Linked DNA regions of Homo sapiens: region 1 is linked to region 2. The links are chromatin contacts, found by Hi-C or POLR2A ChIA-PET in ENCODE. All regions are on one chromosome and are shown on one strand. Each heading gives the region's core, a stretch centred on a gene start or an enhancer-like site at or near the end of the contact. The rest is flanking DNA. Distances are from core to core; before and after follow the strand shown. Region 1 holds the start of CDK5RAP2 (CDK5 regulatory subunit associated protein 2). Region 2 holds the start of ALAD (aminolevulinate dehydratase).

Region 1 (5,166 bases), core at 2,207-4,706, 7.2 Mb after region 2:
AAAAAAAAGACCACAATGAGATACCTACCATGTCACACCCAAAGGATGGCTATAATCAAAAGGACAATAAAAATATCAGTGAAGGGCAGGCACAGTGGCTTGTGTCTGTAATCCCAGCTCTTAGCAAGGCAGAAGCAGGAGGATCACTTGAGCCCAGGAATTTAAGACCAGCATGGGTAACAGAGCAAGACTGTCTCTAAAAAAAATTAAAAACAAAAGCCTTAAAAAGGAAAGAAATTCTGACACATACTACAACACGCATGAACCTTGAGGACATAATGCTAAGTTAAATAAACCAGTCACAGAAGGACAAATAGTGTATGATTCTACTTATACGCGACACTTAGAGTAGTCAAAATCATAGAGACAGGCTGGGCGCAATGGCACATACCTATAATCCCAGCACTCTGGGAGGCCGAGGCAGGCACAACACTTGAGGCCAGGAGTTCAAGACCAGCCTGGTCAACCTGGTGAAACCCCGTCTCTACCAAAAATACAAAAATTAGCCAGGCGTAGTGGGGCATGCCTGTAGTCCCGGCCACTAAGTGGCTGAACCATGAGAATTGCTTGAACTCTGGAGGCGGAGGTTGCAGTGAGCCAAGATCACTCCACTGCACTCCAGCCTGGGCAACAAAGCGAGACCCTGTCTCAAAAAAAAAAAAAAAAAATCATAGAGACAGAAAGTAGAATGGTGATTGTCAGAGGCTGGGAGAAGGGGGGAATAGGGAGTTACTGTTTTAACAGGGACACAGTTTCTGTTTTGCAAGATGGAGAGTTACGAAGATAGATAGTGGTGACCGTTGAGCAATAATACAAATATATTTAATACAACTGAACCATGCTTTAAAATGGTTAAGATGGAATGTATGCAGTATCTACGTCCTGCAAAGGCAGGGAGATGAGGGAAAGGAGAATATTTGCTGATCTGTTGAGTAGTTACTCTGGGTCAGACACTGAGCTAAACTTTTTAAGATTCATTTTAATCCTTATGCCAACCCTAGGCTTTATACCAACCCCTTTTACAGATGATAAACACTGAGGCTCACAGATGATGAGTGACTTGCCCCAGATCAAGGGGTTGTTAAGTAGCAGAACTGGGATTAAAACCCAGCTAGGCCTGGGACCCCAAAACCCAAGTGTCTGGCCAAAAAGCACTGAAATAAGAATGGCTATCTGAGAGAATAATAATGGAAGTTATGATAACAGCAATAAGCAGCATTAAAAGTATAAAGCAGCAGACTGTGAAGAGCAGATTTATATTTAAAAAATAGTTCTCACGCCGGGCGCGGTGGCTCACGCCTGTAATCCCAGAACTTTGGGAGGCCAAGGAGAGCAGATCATGAGATCAGGAGATGGAGACCATCCTGGCCAACATGGTGAAATCCCGTCTCTACTAAAATACAAAAATTAGCCACGCACGGTGGTGCACTCCTGTAATCCCAGCTACTCCGGAGGCTCAGGCAGGAGAATTGCTTGAACCCGGGAGGCGGAGGTTGAAGTGAGCCGAGATCGCGCCACTGCACTCCAGCCTGGTCACAAAGCAAGACTCCGTCTCAAAAAAATAAATAAATAAAAAATAGTTTTCAAATTGTAGTATAAAAAACTATTAGAGGTGCAAAGGACAATACAAGAGAGAAGCCATACTCCCAATATATTGGGGCAGTGGATGTAAAATAGATAGAAAAGGGCATGATGAAATATCACAGGACCCAATTAGACAGGAACTGCAAAGCATCTTAGTCTGTGCCTCATACATGAAGGTTCTCAATAAACAGAAAAACCATTTGTCCAGGTTTACCCAAGATAGGCCCTCTTTATGTCTGCTGCCCGGGCATAAATATTAATTATTTTCACTTTCCTTTTTTTTTTTTTTAAAGATAGAGTCTCACTTTGTCACCCAGGCTACAGTGCAGTGGCATGAACACAGCTCACTGCAGCATCAACCTTCCGGGCTCATGCAATCCTCCTGCCTCAGCCTCCCGAGCGGCTGGGACTACAAGTGCATGCCACCACGCCTGGCTAATCTTTGTAGTTTTTGTAGAGATAGGATTTCACCATGTTGCCCAGGCTGATCTCACACTCCTGAGCTCAAGAAATCGGCCCACCTCGGCCTCCCCAAGGGCTAGGATTACACAGGTGAGCCACCGCACCTGGCTCTTTTCACTCTTAAGTGTCCCAGTTAGCACAATAAATAACATGGTCACCCTTTCAATTAGGATCTGTTGACTAAAAGCAGCAGCTTGTCCATAGTAGAGCTGGATAAACAGTGCAGGTTCTCCGTCAGGGCTCTCCTCCTCTTCCCTCTACTCACTCTCCAACCAGGAGTCTAGGACAACCACAGGGGCCAGCCGTGGAGCAGAGTTGCGCTCTGTTAGGCCTTCCTACCAGACCCCAGCTCCACCAGCAATGGGGACTCCCACAGTCTCTTGGGGCAGGTCCATGGGAGGCCACTCTTGGCCATTATTCCCTGATTCATATCACCTTTGATGACAGTAGTAATAATGACACTAATGGCAACACAAGATCATTTTTTAAGCACTGATTATGTGGCAGGCACTACACCTGCCAAGCAAATGGCTCGACAGGCATCACCTCTTTTAATCCTCACCCCAACTCTGTTGGGTGGATATTACTAGCCCATTTTACAGATGGGAAAGCCGGTGAAATCACTTTACCAAGGTCACACAGCTAGTCAGTTTACAGGGCTGGATTTGAATCCAGTTTTGTCCAACTCTAGCCAAGGTTCTTAATCATTGCACTCCATTGCCTCCTGGGTGGCCACTATGTGACCCAAAAAGCAAAGTCTGGGCATACCGGCTACACTCTCTCCATAATGAAAACAAACTCTCAAACCAGAAGGAACCATCAGGTGCCCTCAAGGTCCCTGTTCTCCACCAATCCCCACTAACGGGATACTCCAAGTGGCCCCACCCTCGTCCTACTCTTTCAGAAAACTCCTTACCTGTTCTTCACACGCTCTACAAAGTACATGGCGCAATGCTACTGGCAATTGTGGTGCAGGTCGCGGCTCCCAGCCCTCCAGAGTGTCAGGTGGTGGGCCCCCCAGAGACCCTCTCCGAAGGAACCCACCCCACACACTGCCCCTGGCCAGACACCCTCAAGAGCAAACCCCAAGGCCGCGTTAGAACGAAATCCCACCAGCTGGAACCCCGGCCCGGTTACCACGACCACCAATGCCCCGGCCGCACCTGCAGCCGCTGAGCGTCCCAGGGACGGTGACGTCCTCTTCCAACACCAAGTCCATCATGGCTACAGAGGTGGCGACAGCGTTGGTGTCTGTGGCGGCGGCGCCACTAGTACCCCCCGCGATAGCGACCCGCCGGGCTCCCCAGGTCCCCGCCCCCTCCACCCCAGCTCTTGTTCAGACTCTGGCGGCGCCGCTGGAATTCAAACCACAGACGCCGCCATCTTTCCCGGCGCTTCTTCCTACGGAAACGAGGCGGGGTCACGGAGGCGCACGCAGTGAAGCCGACCGGCTGGCGCCAGAGGACGGGCAGGGAAGCGGGGATAGGTGCCATCTTAACTAAGGGCAAAGCATCCGTGCTTAAGCCAAGCAAAAATAAGAGACAAAAAAAGGCCGGCTGCCATTTTTTGTGAGGGCACTTAGGGAGAGGCGAGGGCGGGTGCCATCTTTGTTGAGGGCCAAAGCGGGCCCTAGTCCGTTAATTTACGCGGGAGATGGAAATGAATACAGCCACTCAGGAATCCTCAAAGTTCCTAACCTCGTGTTTGCTTTTCTAGAATAATGACCCCAAAACTTTGGGATTTGACCTTAAGTTGAAACTCAGATAACTGAGTGCTGCCTTGCTTTGGAAAAATACTACGTGCGGAATCTCAAGGCAAACAGTAATTTGCAGACTTAGTTTGAAGCAAATAACTCATTCCCATGAGCCAGTGGTCAACAGCACTCCCACTCCAGTCTCTCACCTATTGGTCTTTTATTACCATTAGGACTCAAAGGCACCTGTGGTCAGAAAACTGAGGGCCAGCAAGAGGAAAGGACTCTCCCAAAGTAATTAAGTATTGACAATGTCTTTCAACTGGAGTGGGGGTCTGCAGCTCCTGCCAACTAGATGAGGGCTCTCTGCATAACCCTGGCTGCCTTTCTTTTTTTTTTTTTTTGAAATGGTGCCTCTGTCGCCAGGCTGGAGTGCAGTGGCCCGATCTCAGCTCACTGCAACCTTCACCTTCTGGGTTTAAGCGATTCTTCTGCCTCGGCCTTGCGCCACCACACCCGGGTAATTTTTGTATGTTTAGTAGAGACGGGGTTTCACCATGTTGGCCAGGATGGTCTCAATCTCCTGACCTCGTGATCTGCCCACCCCGGCCTTCCAAACTGCTGGGATTACAGGCGTGAGCCACAGCACCGGCCCCTTGGCTGCCTTTCTTAAAGCACATAGCAATCACCAAACACTTAGATAATCTTGGCAGAGCTTAAGCAATGAAATTAACCTTCCCCTCCTCAACTCAGTGTTGCTCCTTCCTCTGCAGGCCCTTGTGAGAGAGCCCGATGAAAATAACTTGAAATGGTTGGTGAGTGGATAGATAGTGACTTTCCCAGTAATCTTGAACAATTCCCCTTTCACCCTGTTTCCTCATTCTTTTTTTTTTTTTTTTAAATAGAGACAGGGTCTCACTATGTTGCCCAGGCTGGTCTTGAACTCCTGGCCTCAAGCAATCCTCCCACCTTGGCCTCCCAAAGTGCTGGGGTTATAGGCCTGAGCCACTGCACCAGGCCCTCATTCTTCAGTTAAGTAATTAACCAATTATTGATACTTTTCAAAAGAAGCCTTCCCTAGTCATTTAATCTAAATCAAGCCACTTCTTGTATTCCTAGCAATGCAAATTATTCCTTTGTGGCACTTACCATATTTTGCAATTTGTGTGTGTGTGTGTGTGTGTAAAATCATTTTTTAAATGTCTTTCCTTGCACTAGACTGGAAGCTGCATGGGGCAGGGACTATATTCTGAATTGTTCACTGCTATATCCTCAACACCTAGCACTATGTCTGCCACTCAGCAGCTATTTGAAAATGTATGTTAAATGAATGAGTGATTCAATCAATCAGTCTGGAAATAAGGCCAATACCTATCCTGCAAGGTTTTTGTGAGAATAATCAGAGATACTTTTAGGACCTCTGTCAA
Region 2 (5,329 bases), core at 2,088-4,587:
AGAGAATTACCAAAATGTAAGCCAGTTGCCCAAGACCACATAGCTACTTAGTGACTGAGCCAGAATTTGAATTTGTTCTGGACTCCAAATGCTGGGTTTTATATACTGTATTTCATAATACTGATAAACACCTGATTCAGTAGGCGTCTCTCTGCCCATACTGTTTCTGCTTTGGGTGCTGGAGAGACAGAAGAAACAAAAGAAAAACATACTGAGTGTATTCGTTCTGTGCTGGGCACAGCACTGAAGTACTTGGTAGTAGTATCTCATTTCATTGCAAGAATTGTCCTAACTTTTAGTGATAAGGAAACAGAGGCTCTGAGCGGTTCAGTGACTTGCTTAATGCCATTCTAGAGTCTAGTCAGATGTTGAAGAGAGGTCTAATCTCTCTGACTCACTTCCCACAAACAATCTCTGTTGTTTTCTGGCTTCTGAATCCAAAGCTGCATTCCACTGGCCTCAACTCCCCATCGCTTTTAGGAGGCTGAGGGAACAACTGGCTCCTGCTTAGCAGAAACCCTGGGGCAGGACTGCCTAGGAGCCTGAGACCGGGGCAGGGTTAGAGTAAAGGGAACAGTCTCACTACAGCAGTCCACTTTGATCTGTTTTTGAATTTTAAGATTCAGAGACAGATTTGATTTGAGAAACGGCTGTCAGTGCTGAAAATATTAAAAGCTTGAAAATTGCCAATCCTGTTTAATCCCTTACACTTTAATGTGGAAAATGGGGTATAAAGAGGCAACGGGACTTTTGGAGATCACAGTGAGTGACATACAGAGCTATAAACTGACCCTGCAGCTCCTGGCTTCTATTTCAGTGCCCTGATACCTACACCATAGAGTCATTCCATTGTAAGAGGTACTTAATAAGTGGAGTTTCCCACTCCATTCTGTGAGTGGGAAAACACCCCCTGAATCACATATTGGCAGAGCCAAATGCAGGGTGGGTTTTGCTTTGCAAAAAGGCCCTTAGAGTTTGGGAGAATTTCACAGACTGGGAGGGCACTTCTCCCAAATCAAGCGAGCTTGCAAACCACAATTTAAATGCCTGTGACATTACCACACTGAAGACAGGAGCGAGCCGCCAGGAGGTCCAGCACCTCTGCCCAACCACATCAGACAGGTTAGCTTTGCTGGGACGCAGAGTATAGGGCGGTGCAGAAAGATCCATGTTTCAGGGTCAGACAGTCCCAGGTTTGGTCTATGCTCTGCTGTGTAATTTTGGGCAAAGTAATTGACCTTTCAGTGTTCATTTCATAATCTACAAAATAGGCATGATATCTCTAACTTGCAAGGCTGTGGAGATTATTGATAGGGATAAGGTAGGTGTCTGGCACCAAGTAGCTGCACAGTAAACATGTAGCTACTTTTATTACTATTAGGAGTGGGGCTGGGTTGGAACGAGATGTCCTGGCACAGCTCTGTGCCTTCTGCACCTCACCAGATGGGAATATGAGCTCAAACCCTTGTGGGCCACAGGGTTTTCCAAGATTTCTGAAGTGGAGTCCCTGCCTTCCAGCAGGTTATGTGGTGGAGGAAAAACAAAATAATCACCACCGGGCTGCCAGAGTAGAGGGGTGGACCAGGTGCTGTCAGAGGGACTGTGTCTCTGAGTCAAGGGTGGTTTCATGGAAGAGGGGACAGTGAAGGATAAGAAGTGTTTCAGATTTAATATGAAAGTATCTCCTCCCATGGAAGGCAACATCCCCAAACTGGGAGTAACTGAAGTTGGGCCCTGAGCACTGCTACCAGGAGGGGCTATGAGCTTCATGTGCCACCCCCCACCCCTGCAAGTTGTACTATGCTGAGGATTCCAGAGGCTGTGGGTCTTCGCACAGAGGCTTAGGACCTGCTGCCAGCCCTGGCAGGCTCTGCCACTGGCCAGGGAGGAGGCAGTCAGGAGAGCCAGCTAGATAGAAGGTGGCCAGAACTGAGAAATCCAAAGCCCCACAAAGGCCCAGGAGAGCAGCTGTCATGCAGTTCTGAAAAGAGATGAAGTGTTTATTCAGCCAACCCACATTTCTTGAATATCTACTATGGGCCTGCTGAAGTGCTAGACACAGGGATTAAAGAGAAGAATGAGACCCCAGCCTTGCCCTGGGGCTTTGAAGAGCCTGATCGCCTCTGGGGTTAGCCATTTAGACGTAGGAGAAGCTGCCATTCCCAGAATCCTAGAATATCTTGGCTAAGAGTCTTCTTAAAGTTTGCTGATTGTATCACTGAAACAAGGGTGAAACTGGGCTCAGAGAGGGGTAGACACAGGCCCAGGATCACGCAGTGGGTCAGCGGCAGATCTGGGGGAAGGTCTCCAGCAGCCCAGTCCTCAGTGCCCACCATGACACCTCCATACTTTAAGGATAGATATCAAATCTGTTTCCCAGCAGGTTGGGCTTGTGGAGAGCTTTGGGTGAGCCAGACTCTGGGCCTGGCTGCTGTTGGTAGCAGGATGGTTAAGTATGTGGGCTCTGGAGTCTGATAGATGTGGGTACAAATCCTAGTTCTGTAGCTTTCTAGTTGTGTGACCTCAGTTTCTTCGTTTAGTAAATGGGGACTAGAACCGACCTCAATGGGTTGTTGTAAGAAATGAATGGGTCAGGCCGGGCGTGGTGGCTCACGCCTGTAATCCCAGCACTTTGGGAGGCCGAGGTGGGCGAATCACCTGAGCTCGGGAGTTCGAGACTAGCCTGACCAACAGGGAGAAACCCCATCTCTACTAAAAATACAAAAATTAGCAGGCGTGGTGGCACACGCCTGTAATCCCAGCTAGTTGGCAGGCTGAGGCAGGAGAATCGCTTGAACCCGGGAGGCGGAGGTTGCAGTGAGCTGAGATCGCGCCATTGCACTCCAGCCTGGGCAACAAGAGCGAAACTCCGTCTCAAAAATAAATAAATAAATAAAATAAATGAATGGTCAATGCACGCAACGCTTAGTACAAAACGGCTGTTATTGTTTTCACCTCCCTACCCCCCCACCAACCACCACCCGCACCTCGGGTTCTGCATCGATGGAGTCTGCCCAGGCGGTATCCGAGAGGGTGAACCCCAGAGAAGAGGTGCGGAGCCCCGAACCCGGGCCCCCAACCTCGGCTGCAGCGGGATAATCCAGCCCAAACAAACGCTCCACGGGACTCCGTGCACGGCTGCACCGCCAGGGCTTCAGGCGCACAGCACAATCTGGGGACGCAGGACTCTTGGTGCCACAGTCCCCGCCTCGCCCTGGAGCCGCCCTCCAGGCCCGCTATCTCCCCGCATCCAGCCCCCGCTCACCTGCCTCCCTAAGGGCTCCCGGCCGCTGCTCCTGTCACCGCTGTCTCCCGCTCCGGTCTCCCACAGACCGCGTAAGAGCGGGGGGGGCTCACCCGGAAGCAGCTTCCCCACGGTCCGCCCCCTCCACAGTCCAGGCCACGCCCCCTGAAGGCGGTCTTCTGGGGGGCTCCTCCGCTCCAGCCGCGGCCCCGCCCACACGCAACGAGGCCTGGCCAATTGGGTGTGTCGAGGGCCTGGAGGGCCCGCCCGTCCCCGCTCCGGGCCCTGCGCTTGTGCAGCGAACTGCAGGAGGGAGGCCACGAGGGGGCGCAGGAACCGCTTGGGAGGGTCCCTGGGTGTGAGCCGGCCTCGGAGGCGGTTACAGCCCAGGTTTCACTTCACAGCATTCCTTTGCCCAGCCTAGGGCAAACTTGGCTCTGGTTAATGGCTTGGTGAAAGAATAATTGGATGTCAAAGCCGTTAAAACAGCACCATTATGCCTAACACAGTATTAGCTAAGTCCATTTTTGCGGACTAAGCTAAAGTTGTTGAGTTCAGCGCCAGGCTTCCAAGTTTTCAGAGAAAATTTGTACCAGCTTCATTTATTTCTCAGGGTACGGCAATGCTATGAGTTGAGAGATGTGATGTGAAAGACATGGGCGTTTAGGAAAACTCCAAGTCTTGATAGGGGCATCAGACCTATGATAGGTACAATGATAGATCCGATCAAAGGTCTTTATGGAGATTGGAGATGTGCAGAGGCAAGAGGGATCTGGTGAGGCTTATGGGGCCTGGGTAAACCAGTAGGATTGGATGAGTAAAATGGCGATCGGGCATCATCGCCCTAGCGAAGCAATGCCTTTCAGGTGGTTCTTCAGGGATTATTGAAAAGTTGACTTTCAAATGTAGAGGACACTAGTGGGTTACATTACACTTATTCTCAGATTTTATTTCTCAGCCCGGTTCGGTGGCTCACGCCTGTAATCCCAGCACTTTGGGAGGCCAAGGCGGGCGGATCTCTTGAGGTCAGGAGTTCAAGACCAGCCTGACCAACATGGTGAAACCCTGTCTCTACTAAAAATACAAAAAATTAGCCGGGCGTGGTGGCGGGCTCCTGTAATCCCAGCTACTCGGGAGGCTGAGGCAGGAGAATCGCTTGAACCCGGGAGGCGGAGGTTGTAATGGGCTGAGATCATGCCACTGCATTCCAGCCTGGGTGACAGAGGGAGACTCTGTCTCAAAAAAAAATTTTTTTTTAAATTTCTCAAAATCTGTACCCCAAACCTGTTGTATACTTTATATTTTAAATTTAAGGGGCCTAGCGGCGTAAGGCTAGGGAAATATGACACTGCTTAGTTTCCAGCTACTGGAGTTCTGATCTGTATTCAACAAGGAAGGGGATAGAAAGCAAATAATGTTTGCTGTGCATTAAAGAGTCAGGGACAGTACCATGCATTTTACATTCATTTATCTAATCTTGACAGCAACGATGTTACTATTCTCACTTTACGGATTGGGAAAACAATTGCCAGCTAGATTAAATAATTTGCCCCATGTTACACTGGGCTCTCTCTGCAATGCCTGCTAATAACCACACTCCATAGGGGCAATTATTATTTGTTTTTTCCTAGATTCCCTGCCCGACATTTCTTTCCTGACACTCATTCCTTCCCTGAGGTTATTGGTAACTAAAAATAATTAGAACCATCTAAGAACCCAAATAGAACGGGAAATTTTAAAATGTTGCTGTTTGGTGTAGCTTATTTCCCCCATGTCTTTTCTTCTTCTTGACTGAAAGACCTGTTCCCACTCTCCCCCCAGCCTCCACCTTTTGAAACATTTTACCTTAATCTTTCAGTATTGTGAATGCAATAATATGAATAAATCTTAAACATATTGTTGAGTAAAAGAAGTGAGACACAAAATAGTATATAATATGATTTCATTTATATTAACTACACAATCAAGCAAAATTAAGCTGTGTTGTTAGGACTCAGAATAGTGATTTCCACTGGGGAGATGGGGAGGATTGAAAGGGAGATTAGGCTGGGTGTGGTGGCTCACACCTGTAATCCTAGCACTTTG

Evidence for each region. A loop is a pair of places that touch in the nucleus more often than their neighbours do. ChIA-PET counts read pairs that join two places held with the same protein, here RNA polymerase II (POLR2A). Pooled maps may share reads with other maps.
Region 1: a loop to region 2 is called in a pooled map, with 11 times the contacts of the local background. The contact joins the promoter of CDK5RAP2 here to the promoter of ALAD in region 2. A Hi-C loop is called at or near these places in 1 of 37 single-sample maps with no recorded cell type and 6 of 50 pooled maps. POLR2A ChIA-PET finds 5 or more read pairs at or near these places in 2 of 52 experiments (CD4-positive, alpha-beta T cell and activated T-cell).

The regions. Positions count from the first base shown.
Region 1 is chr9:120,576,711-120,581,876 of GRCh38, forward strand. It overlaps CDK5RAP2 (CDK5 regulatory subunit associated protein 2), which reads right to left and starts at 3,457. Exons shown (of 38, transcript NM_018249.6): 1 at 3,210-3,457. The coding sequence starts at 3,268. RefSeq lists enhancers at 3,129-3,691, 3,545-3,674.
Region 2 is chr9:113,397,947-113,403,275 of GRCh38, forward strand. ALAD (aminolevulinate dehydratase) reads right to left here and starts at 3,338. Exons shown (of 12, transcript NM_000031.6): 1 at 3,266-3,338. RefSeq lists an enhancer at 2,494-3,074 and silencers at 3,090-3,139, 3,290-3,649.